Linked DNA regions of Homo sapiens: region 1 is linked to region 2. Evidence: read pairs that join two places in POLR2A ChIA-PET (ENCODE). Cell type or tissue: GM12878. All regions are shown on one strand. Each heading gives the region's core, and the rest is flanking DNA. Links, peaks and the distances in the headings are about the cores only.

Region 1 (5,379 bases), core at 54-5,053, 420 kb before region 2:
TGCCATACTGGGTAGCTGACTCTCTCAAAGGTGTCCCTACACCACCCCCAGACATCCCCTCCTTTAGTGCCTACTGGCTCACAGGCCTCCCTCAGAGCTGGCTGGTTTTCACTGGATTCCAATACAGCAGCTTTTTAGTTTATAATTTCTCCTCTGTGCTTAAATGTTACTCATCCAACTCAAACGTTATAATATAATCCAACATAAATTATTTCTTACTAGCAAAGGTGTTCTTATTTATATTAGTGAGTCCATAATGTTGCTCTATTAATAGTAATACCTACATTTTTAAGTAATCTTCCCTGTCAAGAATGTTTTCTATCCATTTCAAGGTCTAGAGTTTAGCTTCCTCAGAAGGCCTCATTTGGATGTCCAAGCACCAAGCACGTAATAGCATGGAGTACTGGGTGCTTTTTATGGGTGCTGGGCAGGCAGCCATGCCCCACTAACTATGGACATAGGTGAGGCACCTTAGCACAGCACCTAGCATATAACAGGCATTCAAAGAAGTTAATTCTCTCTCCCTAACTTCTTTTTCCTCTGTTTATTTTAGATCTTCAGGCTTCGAGAGGCCCTTGCTTCTTATCACTCAGCAAATCTCAATGCTGTTGTAGACTCTTAAGATTTACAACTCAGGCAAGAAATTACACTCTAGGCCAAGATGCGCAGTCCATTCAGTTCAGCCTATTCTAAACTCGCTTGTTTTGGAAATACTGAAATTGTTGCAGAACAAATAGCCCCAATTTATAAATTGCGTTCCCAAAGTTCATTTTTAAAGTGGGATAAAAACATTTTTCCTAAGAAAACATGATGTCATATTTAAGATCTCAGGCTGTCCCCACAAATGGGGACACTTATGCCACTATCTACCTGGCCTGCGGAACTAGTGGCAGGAGCCTAGATCCAGCCCACGCCTTGTCCACAGCAGGCTCTCGGATATGTGCTGGGCTCAGTTCTGAATTCCTGCAAAGCTGCATCGCTGGCTCCAGAGAAAATGTTGATCCAGCTGAGTCTATGTGTATCTTTCTCCCATCTCGCTGTATGCACCCCTCCCCTCAGCTCCTAGGCCTCTCTTCTGCAGGAGACCAGTGCCCTCATCTTGTCCTGCAAATCCTAAACTTCAGCATCTTACCAAAGCTCCATCTTTTAATGCTTCAAAGGCAATTGCTTCTTCTCTCTGCAAAAATTACCTCAAGCAGCTAATCTCAGCTGTGCATCAGGAAGAATACTGATTATTTCACAATGAAATGTGAACGCCTCATGGCCTTTAACCTGTCCAGAGACCTCTGACTCTTAACTACCCAAACAAATCTAATTTTGTGGAAGGACAATAAAAGGAATGAAATACGTCTACACAGCAGACAAATCCCACTAAGGGCCTGTTTCTGAGACATTTCTGCTTTTCAAAAAGCAACTTCCTTCTCTTCCACCACTTTGAAAACGAACAAATTTTCACAAGTTCCAAAACTTCCGAAAGTTTCCATGACAATGGCAGACATATGTTTATGGTGATGAATGGAGTGCACACAGGGCCAGTGTAAGATAGGTCCTAGCTTCGTCAGTGTTTTTCCCAAAGTGGAATGTAAGCCAAAGCATTCACAATTCAACCCAAAACATCCTCAAACTATCATCATTTCCAAACGGAGAAGCAGAAGCTACAGGTAAGATTCAGATGTTGACAGATTTTCAGTTTTACTCATCCTGGCATGGCCAAAAGGGTACATTAGAGATCACTAAAAGGGGAGGGGAGGAAATGCCACATAGCTCCAATAAACCCTTATGTTTGTGAGGGAGAAAGAACTGGAAATCATATTAACAAATACCACATAAATATGTACAATTATTATGTGCCAAGTATAAATCTTACAATTAAAAAAAGAAATCAACAAATGCATCCTAAATGAGAACAAGAAAGTGGGCAAAGAAAGTAGATATTTTCAGAAAACAGTAAAAAAAAAAACCAACTATACAGGATTCTGCATGTACACTTGTTCACTCTTGCTGCCCTGAGGCATTAATTACTTTAAGAATAAAAACAGAAAACATCAAGTTGGCCAGGGAAAGCAAAAAACCTCGATACTTAATTAGAACACATGCTTGAAGTTGCTGCCTGATATCAGCTTCAAAAAGACAGCAGCCTCATTAAGAAATGGCACAACACCCTTCTGGCGGCAGGCAAAGGCTTAAAATCACGTCAGTGCTGGGGGTCTGAAAGGGGAAATGAAACTGAGTTTACCTACATCAATTAGCAATGCTATTAAGGCTACTTAAGCCACTCCTCCAACAATATTTCTAATACAAATATGCTGCAGGCCTTCAGAATAAAACAAGCCATTATCCCTACCCGTCATCTTGGCTTTCATTACTCCCACCCCAAAGAGTGACACATCAAACAAACAAAGCGCCCTGCCCATGCGCTGGGCCTTTCGGCCAAGATCTCCAAGCCTATGACAAGCGCTTATTAATCCTGACCACACCCAACGAAGAAGAGCTGGCCACTCTAACCTCGTGACTCTCCTGGGGGATCAAGGGGAAAGGACTGAGCTAGTGAACTGAGGGACTAACCCAAGGTCATGGATAAGTTGGAAAAGGGAACTCAGGACTTATGGGCTCTTTATCGCCTCCTCCACAATTTCTCAGTGAGGCCCCAATGGCAAACAGCAAGTAACACTCCAGTTTGCTTTAAGAATAAAAGCATCCTGGGGCACAAGGCCAATACTTTTCATAGGCTGTTCGTAGTAGCCAGTGGACTGAGTCCTATTATGATATTTAATTTCAAAACAACTGTAACAACAATTATATAAAATGGAAAGTTTCTCTATTTATTGCTTAGCCAAGCAACAAACTCCGGACTATGCAGCCACCTGACAATTGTATGTGACTGAGGTGGTTGGCAGGAAAACCCTTCTAAAGCCACAATCACCTAAAGCTTCCTCACTGCCTGGTGGGCCCAACTGCCTAGAGTCTGCAGCCTGAAAGGCACATGTTTGTCTTGGACATGATGACAACGATAAGAAAGAAAAGCAATTATAATACAAGCAGAACATGGCTCTCAAGACCCAGTCACATGATTTTCAAAAGCATTCTGGGGCAGGATAAAATGAAACCCTAATAGTCAGCACCTAATACAGTGTCTTATTCTAAAAGTTACTAAAATTCTTATTGAATAAATAAAAGAAAAAGTAAAAAACAGAGACTGAGAAAGGACAAGAAGATGAACATCACTTCTTTCTACCAGGTCTCTGAGAGAATGCTATACCTAATATTGTAAGGAAAACTAAAGATCAGTCTTCTGTTAACAACTGTCTGAAAAATCACCTATGTTTCTATTGAGTTTTTTTTTTCTTTTTTTTGGGGGGGACAGGGTCTCACTCTGTTGCCTAGGCTGGAGTGCAGTGGCGTGATCTCAGCTCACTGTAACCCCCGTCTCCCGGGTTCAAGCGATTCTCCTGCCTCAACCTCCAGAGTAGCTGGGATTAGAAGCGTGTGCCACCACGCCTGGCTACTTTTTGTATTTTTAGTAGAGACAGGGTTTCACCATGTTGGCCAGGCTGGTCTCAAACTCCTGGCCTCAAGTGACCCACCCGCCGCAGCCTCCCAAAGTGCTGGGATTACAAGTGTGAGCCACCACTTCTGGCCTCTATTCAGTTTCTTGAGCTCCCAGTTTTTAAAGTAATCCAAAGAAAGAAAGAAATACAGGAACTCTAATAATTGAGTGGAGAAGGATCACACTCACAGGGAAGAAGGCAGGGGCAAGGCAGAAAGGACTTAGGAATATGCTGAATTTTTCTTCAAGGGCACAAAAATTCCCATTAGAGTCGCCCACAAGGAGTAACTCTAGCCAATTAGAGTTACTCCAACTGAACTGGAGGCAACTCTTCAATGGGAAAAGCCCAAGACAGAAGAATCTTAACACAGAGTCATATTTACAAGGTGATGATATGAAACAGAGTACTACTAATAATCACTTATATTTAAGAGCCTTTCTCAAAGCCACTCCAACAGTTTGATGGGCATTGTTTCATTACTCCTTACACCTCCTTCAATAGAGGGAGGAGACAGATATCACCTCCACTGTGCAAATGAGGAAATGAGGCAAAGCAAATGAGGAGTCAGACTCAAGGCTGAACAGGCAGGAGTGGCAGAGTGCAACTTAATCTCAATGTTTCACACACTGGACTCTGTGCAAAGGATGGCAACAAAAATGATCTGTTTTGGAGGAGGGGAGAATAAAAAGGGAAGAGGATAGTTTCATAACACCTGAGAATGAAACACATAAAACTGTGAAAAAAAAAAAAATCAGTTGTCAAATCATTAAACTCCTCCCATTTCTCAAATGGCTGGACATAAGGCGCCCAGACCTCACCACCCACCTTTGCTTCATCGTTGATGTCCCATGTGAAGGAAATGGCGTTATACGCAATCTCCTCGATGTTACTGATAGTGTTGAAGCTTTCTTTATAGTCAGCTACAGGAAGCGGTGGAAGAGAAAATGAAAACTCATGAGTCTTAGTTTCAACATGGGATCCCAGCAGTTCAAAATAAGATCTAGTTTTTAGCATTATCACCTCTGGACAATTTAAATTAACATTTTGTTCGATTAGAAGAAGTTCAAAATACGAAGAAAAAGAATCACAGAGTTTTTGTAATAGAGGCAAGCTTAGACATATTTAATTCAATCTCATTATGTCACAATTAGGAAATTTAAGTCTAAAAAGTTTAAATAACAGTCCCAAGGTCACAAAACTACTCTGTAGAACCAAGATTAGAACTGAGTTCTCATTCTCCTGAAAAGGAAACAAGAGCATTACAAAAGGTAAAGAAAAAAAGTAACACTAATATTAAACAGCCATCTGTGATACAGACAATGGTTTTACATGAAAATTACATACATGGCAAGAACAGAGGTCTGTGTAACGCTACTTCAGTAAATACAGATTTGCACAGGTTTGCCACTACAGCCCACAGAGAGGTTAGTTACACGGTTTAGCACGTGACTAGGGAAGACTGTTAGGCAACTGCACAGCAGCAATATCTTTCTTTTACTTGTTTTTTTCTCTACCTCCATCATCTCCAAATAATAATCAGAATCTTTTAAAGAAGATATTACCCCTTAAAGCAATTGCAGACTGAACAGTGGGGACATTCTCAGGTTAGCCAGCTACATGGCTTCTGGCCCTAGTGTCCTGTGGAAAGCCACCACGTGGGCACATGTCCCATTACTGCATGGGAGCAATGGTGAGAGCACTGGTTCCAGGAGGCCGAGGACAGTGTTTGGAACAGATCAGTAGCTGGCATAAAAATTCAAATGCTTTCGGCAGGAAGCTGATCACTGCCAAAAATAATTGGATTTAGAAAACTGGATGGCTGCACCTCTGG
Region 2 (5,379 bases), core at 190-5,189:
AAAGTGCTGGGATTACAGGTGTGAGCCACTGTGACCTGCCATATACATAATTTTTTAAAGTTTCACGATTAGTTTTAGCTTAAAAATGTCAGCTCTGGGCTTAATGAAGAAAATATGGATATACTTTATGTCAATGCATTAAAGTGAATGGCCATAAAAGCTTATCCCAGAGACAAAACAATTCAGATATAAGAGAAGTGGGAGAGTGGAAGGTTTATCTAATCTTCTGTAGGCAACTCCACAGCTACAACCAGAAGGCCATTTTGTTACAGGCCTGAAAGCCCCGTTTTCTTTTTATTCTTCTTTGAAACCTTTAGAAGGAACAAAGTATTGGCTACTTTTTACCGCTGATGTCAGTGTTAAGAATCTTGTGATAACATAGATTTACTCTCCCTGCTGAAAATCACTATGTGGCTCATCAGTAACACAACTAGACATGATGACTTAATGCAAAGGAAGTCCTATGTAAATGAGCAATGAAATTGCAACTGTGTATAAGGAACAAAATAGAATATGAAACTCCAGAATCTTTTGTTTTCATTTCTGTTTCTCCCAAGGCTCTATCATTCAAAACTCCAGAATCTTTCAGCATGCAATTGTCTCCTGATATCAGCCCCTCTCTTGTTTTGTTTTCTTTTTTTTTTTTTTAATCACAGTGAGCCACAACCTAGGAGTCTTTTAGTGGTTTCTACTTGGTTTGCTCTGCAGCCTACCAGCAGATTTCCTACATTCCGGTCTTGTTCCCCTCTAGCCCATTCTCCACACTGCAGTCATAATGAAATTTCTTTCTTTTTTGGGGGGGATGGAGTCTCACTCTGTCACCCAGGTTGGAGTGCAGTGGCATGATCTCGGCTCACTGCCACCTTTGCCTCCTGGGTTCAAGCGATTCTCATGCCTCAGCCTCCCAAGTAGCTGAGATTATACGCACCTGCTACCACGCCCAGCTAATCTTGTATTTTTAGCAGAGACAGGGTTTTGCCACGTTGGCCAGGCTGGTCTCTAACTCCTGACCTCAAGTGATCGCCCACCTTGGCTTTCTCTCTCTTTTTTTTTTTTTGGATTTTGAGACAGGATCTGGCCTCGTTGCCTAGGCTGGAGTGCAGTGGCACGATATCAGCTCACTGCAACCTCTGCCTCCTGAGCTCAAGCCATCCTCCCACCTCAGCCTCCTGAGCAGCTGGGACTGCAGGTGTACACCACCACGCCTGGCTAATTTTTGTATTTTATTTTATTTATTTTTTTGGTAGAGACGGGGTTTTGCTGTGTTGCCCAAGCTTGTCTTGAACTCCTGGGGCTCAAGCGATCTACCCATCTTGGCCTCCCAAGGTGCTGGGATGACAGGCATGAGCCACCACAGCTGGCCTATAATGAAATTTCCAACTTACAGCTATTGCCATTATCCAAAGCCCAGAATCCCTGATTTCCTTCCATAGCCCTTCATGGCCTGACCAGTGCCTGACTCTCCAGCCTCACACTTCATATTCTCTCTGTACTGCTCTGCACTGTAGCCTCATTGAGTTGCTTTCACGTCTTTAAGTGTTGTGTTCTATTTTTTGTGGAATTCAGCATATGTTATGCCCTTGACCTAAGGCCTCTCCTTTCTTTTCCTTCTCTGGGGTGCTGCCTCATCCTTCTGGTCTTCAAAACCGTTTCCCTGGGAAAACATCTTTGACTCAGCAGGCAGGGATCATGCCCCTGCTGTGTCTGTGCATAACTTTCTGTGGCTACTTCTGTCTTGGTCTGTGATGTACTTTATAATAATTTTGGTCTTTCCTCCAGTGTCACAATACTGGAAGTCTGTTTCTTTTTCTCTGTGTTGTATCCTTAGTGCCTGAAAGGTAGGAGGTTCTCAATAAATATTTGTTAAATAATCAAGTAAATGGAGTCTGGTGGAAAAGAGAAAAAATAAGTGTAGAATGTGTGTGCAAGAAAGGAGGGGTAGGGGGATGAAAAAGATAACAAAAGCACATAACAAAACAACAAAAAGCAAAAACAACAAAAAATGCAGATGACAAAAAAGATAACAAAATGATGACTGCTGTGGCAACTTGTAGAAAGTAAGGAAGGTGCTCTCATTCTAGAGAGAAGTAGGCAGCCATTGTAGTTTTTTAAAGAGAGAATATGGGCTGGGCTCTGTGGCCCACGCCTGTAATCCCAGCACTTTGGGAGGCCGAAGTGGGTGGATCACGAGGTCAAGAGATCAAGACCATCCTGGCCAACACAGTGAAACCCCTTCTCTACTAAAAATACAAAAATTAGCTGGATAGGTGGTGTGCACCTGTAGTCCCAGCTACTTGGGAGGCTGAGACAGGAGAATCGCTTGAACCCAGGAGGCGGAGGTTGCAGTGAGCTGAGATCACGCCACTGCATTCCAGCCTGGCGACAGAGTGAGACTCCATTTCAAAAAAAAAAAAAGAATATGGCCAGACACTGAGCTGAGATAGACAGTGCGGCAGTGTCTGGTATTAACTGTAATAAACTCTACTGTCAGAAGCAGGTGGTTTATACTTAAGTTTATTGAGAGAATTGGATATGGATAAGAGATAAACTCTTGGGAAATGGGGAGAAATATAAATTCTGTTGTAAAGCCTGTAAAAAATTGAGATTACTAGTGGTTAGAATTTTGGAAGTGAAGTGCAGTGAAATATTGAGTACCTGAGAGGTTACTTGTTAGTGAAAACACAATAGCAGTAGTACGTAGCTACAGTTTGGCTCCAAAGGAAGAACTGTTTTTACTATAGTTTGTAATGGCTTCAGAATCTTCAATTTGAGATATCCAGTTATTAAAAGAGAATCAATTGCAGTTGAAATGCATTAGTTAAGTATTTTAAAGTGCTTTAGCAAGCTACATTTAAAAAGTGCTTATTATAGAAAATATACCCAAAATAACCAATGATGTTACTGTCTTGTGCTTATTTTTTCTAGACCTATTTTTATACATAGTTAAGATTATACAATATGAATATTTCTGAAATCTATATTTAACATTATAACATATGTATTTTTCCATGTTCTTTCTTTTTTTTTTTTTTTGAGACTGGGTCTCATCCTGTCACCCAGGCTGGAGTGCAGTGGTGCTATCTTGGCTTACTGCAGCCTTGACCTCCTGGGCTCAAGTGATCCTCCCGCCTGAACCTTCTGAGTAGCTGAGACTACAAGCACATGCCACCATGCCTGGCTAATTTTATTTTTACTTTTTGGAGAGATGAGGGTCTCACTATTTTGCCCAGGCTGGTCTCGAACTCCTTGGGTCAAGCAATTCTCTCACCTTGACCTCCCAAAGTGCTGGGATTACAGGAGCGAGCCACCGCCCTCAGCCCCATGTTCTTAAAAACCTTTTGTGAACGACATTTAAAATAGTTGCAGATTTTTTCCCCTGTCTTTGGAAGTGTTACAACATCCAACCATTTCACAGTTACTAATTTACCATCATTCTGGTTTTTGTCCTTGAAAATAAGGCAAGGCTGAATAATGAACATCTTTGTGGCTAAAGTTTTTTTCTTTACTTTGAGTTGTTACCTTCCTTTAGCTTAGTTCAGTGGTTTTTTCTTTTTCTTTTTTGAGATGGAGTCTTGCCTTGTTGCCCAGGCTGGAGAGTAGTGGTGTGATCTCGGCTCACTGCAACCTCCGCCTCCCAGGTTCAAGCAGTTCTCTTGCCTCAGCCTACCGAGTAGCTGGGATTATAGGCGTCTGCTGCCATGCCCAGCTAATTTTTTGTATTTTTAGTAGAGACAGGGTTTTGCCATGTTGGCCAGGCTGGTCTTGAACTCCTGACCTCAGGTGATCCACCCGCCTCTGCCTCTCCAAGTGCTGGGATTACAAGTGTGAGCCACCATGCCCAGCCAGTTCAGTGATTTTCATATTTGAGTGTGTCAGCCTTGCCTGGAAGCCTTGTTAAACACAGACTATTGGATCCCACTGGGCGGATTTCTGTTTGAGCAGGTCTGAGGGGAGACCTGAGCATTTGCATTTTTAACAAATTCCCAGTTGATGATGATGCTGCTGGTTTGGGAACTACACTTTGAGAACTACTGGGCTATATTATTGACAATGAAACTATAATGTTGAGGTTAAGTTCCTAAGTCAGTAGGAGTGATTATGATCTTGAATGAAACTGAGTTCATGTACCAACCTGTATCAGGGAAATTGAAGAACTAAAGGACCATATTGCATTTCAGCACTGAGAATTCGTGCAGTTTGTGAACATGTGAGTGCTGATATGTGCAAGGTTTTTGCTGAGTATTGTGAGGCAAGGATGTTGTAATGAATAAAAAATAGCCCTTTTTGGCTTTTTTTTTCTTCTTTTGAGATGGAGTCTTGCTCTGTCGCCAGGCTGGAGTGCAGTGATGTGATCTCAGCTCACTGCAACTTCCGCCTCCCAGGTTCAAGCGATTCTTCTGCCTCAGCCTCATGAGTAGCTGGGACTACAGGTGCCCGCCACCACGCCTGGCTAATTTTTTGTATTTTGGTAGAGACTGGGTTTCACCATGTTTGCCAGGATGGTCTCCATCTCCTGACCTTGTGATCCCCCTGCCTTGGCCTCCCAAAGTGCTGGGATTACAGGCGTGAGCCACCGTGCCCAGCCCGGCCTTTTTTCCCCCGCCTAGAGATGGAGTCTTGCTCTGTCGCCCAGGCTAGAGTGTAGTGGTGCAATCTCAGCTCCCTGCAACATCTGCCTCCTGGGTTCAAGCGATTCTCCTGCCTCAAACTAGCTGGGATTACAGGCATGCACCACCATGCCCGGCTAATTTTGTATTTTTAGTAGAGACAGGGTTTCACCATGTTAATCAGGCTGGTCTGGAACTCCTGGCTTCAGGTGATCCTTGGCCTCCCAAAGTGCTGGGATTACAGGTGTGAGCCACCATGCATGGCCTCATTTGGGAAACTTTTGATATCAGAATCTTAGGTTTTTCATTAGAGATTGTCAGATTTCCATATTCCTCTGGAAGGTAAAGGCCTAATTGCTAGCATTCTGGAAGCCAGTTAGGGTAGGAGGGTAGGAGGGTAGGGTATTGGGTAGAGGATAAAGAAGGGGTTTGGGAAAGGTGGGGGGTGTCTCTTGGCAGTTGTATGGTTAAATTGAGTTTTTGTTTTATTTAGTGATATGTGTTTTTTGGGTACATGTGATATTTTGATACCTGTGTATAATATGTAGTGATCAAATCAGGGTGATTGGGATACCCATCATTTGAAACATCTTTTCTGTGTTAGGAATATTACAAGTCTTCTAGCTGTTTTGAAGTATACAATAAATTGTTAACTATAATTTCTGTACTGTACTATCAAATATTAGAACTTACTAATCAAACTGTATTTTTGTAACACTAACCACTTTCTGTTCATCTCCACCACTCCCACTTCCCTTCTCAGCCTCTGGTA

What was found. ChIA-PET counts read pairs that join two places held together with the same protein. Peaks named below come from ENCODE experiments on the same cell type or tissue, not always from the same donor. Only the 100,000 strongest peaks of a DNase experiment are listed, where the experiment ranks them.
Region 1: POLR2A ChIA-PET joins it to region 2 with 8 read pairs; 1 of 35 experiments calls an interaction of 5 or more read pairs at or near these places.

The regions. Positions count from the first base shown.
Region 1 is chr2:9,964,376-9,969,754 of GRCh38, reverse strand. It overlaps GRHL1 (grainyhead like transcription factor 1), which reads right to left. Exons shown (of 16, transcript NM_198182.3): 8 at 4,374-4,468. Among named protein-coding and RNA genes, the nearest start is that of GRHL1, 15 kb to the right of the region's middle. RefSeq lists a silencer at 4,011-4,110. In GM12878, for the core only: no CTCF peak of the experiment used is centred there; a DNase peak (open chromatin) is centred at 2,164.
Region 2 is chr2:9,543,752-9,549,130 of GRCh38, reverse strand. All of the region lies in intron 1 of ADAM17 (ADAM metallopeptidase domain 17), which reads left to right. Among named protein-coding and RNA genes, the nearest start is that of ADAM17, 9.4 kb to the left of the region's middle. In GM12878, for the core only: no CTCF peak of the experiment used is centred there; no DNase peak of the experiment used is centred there; H3K4me3 peaks cover 1,566 bases; H3K27ac peaks cover 3,423 bases.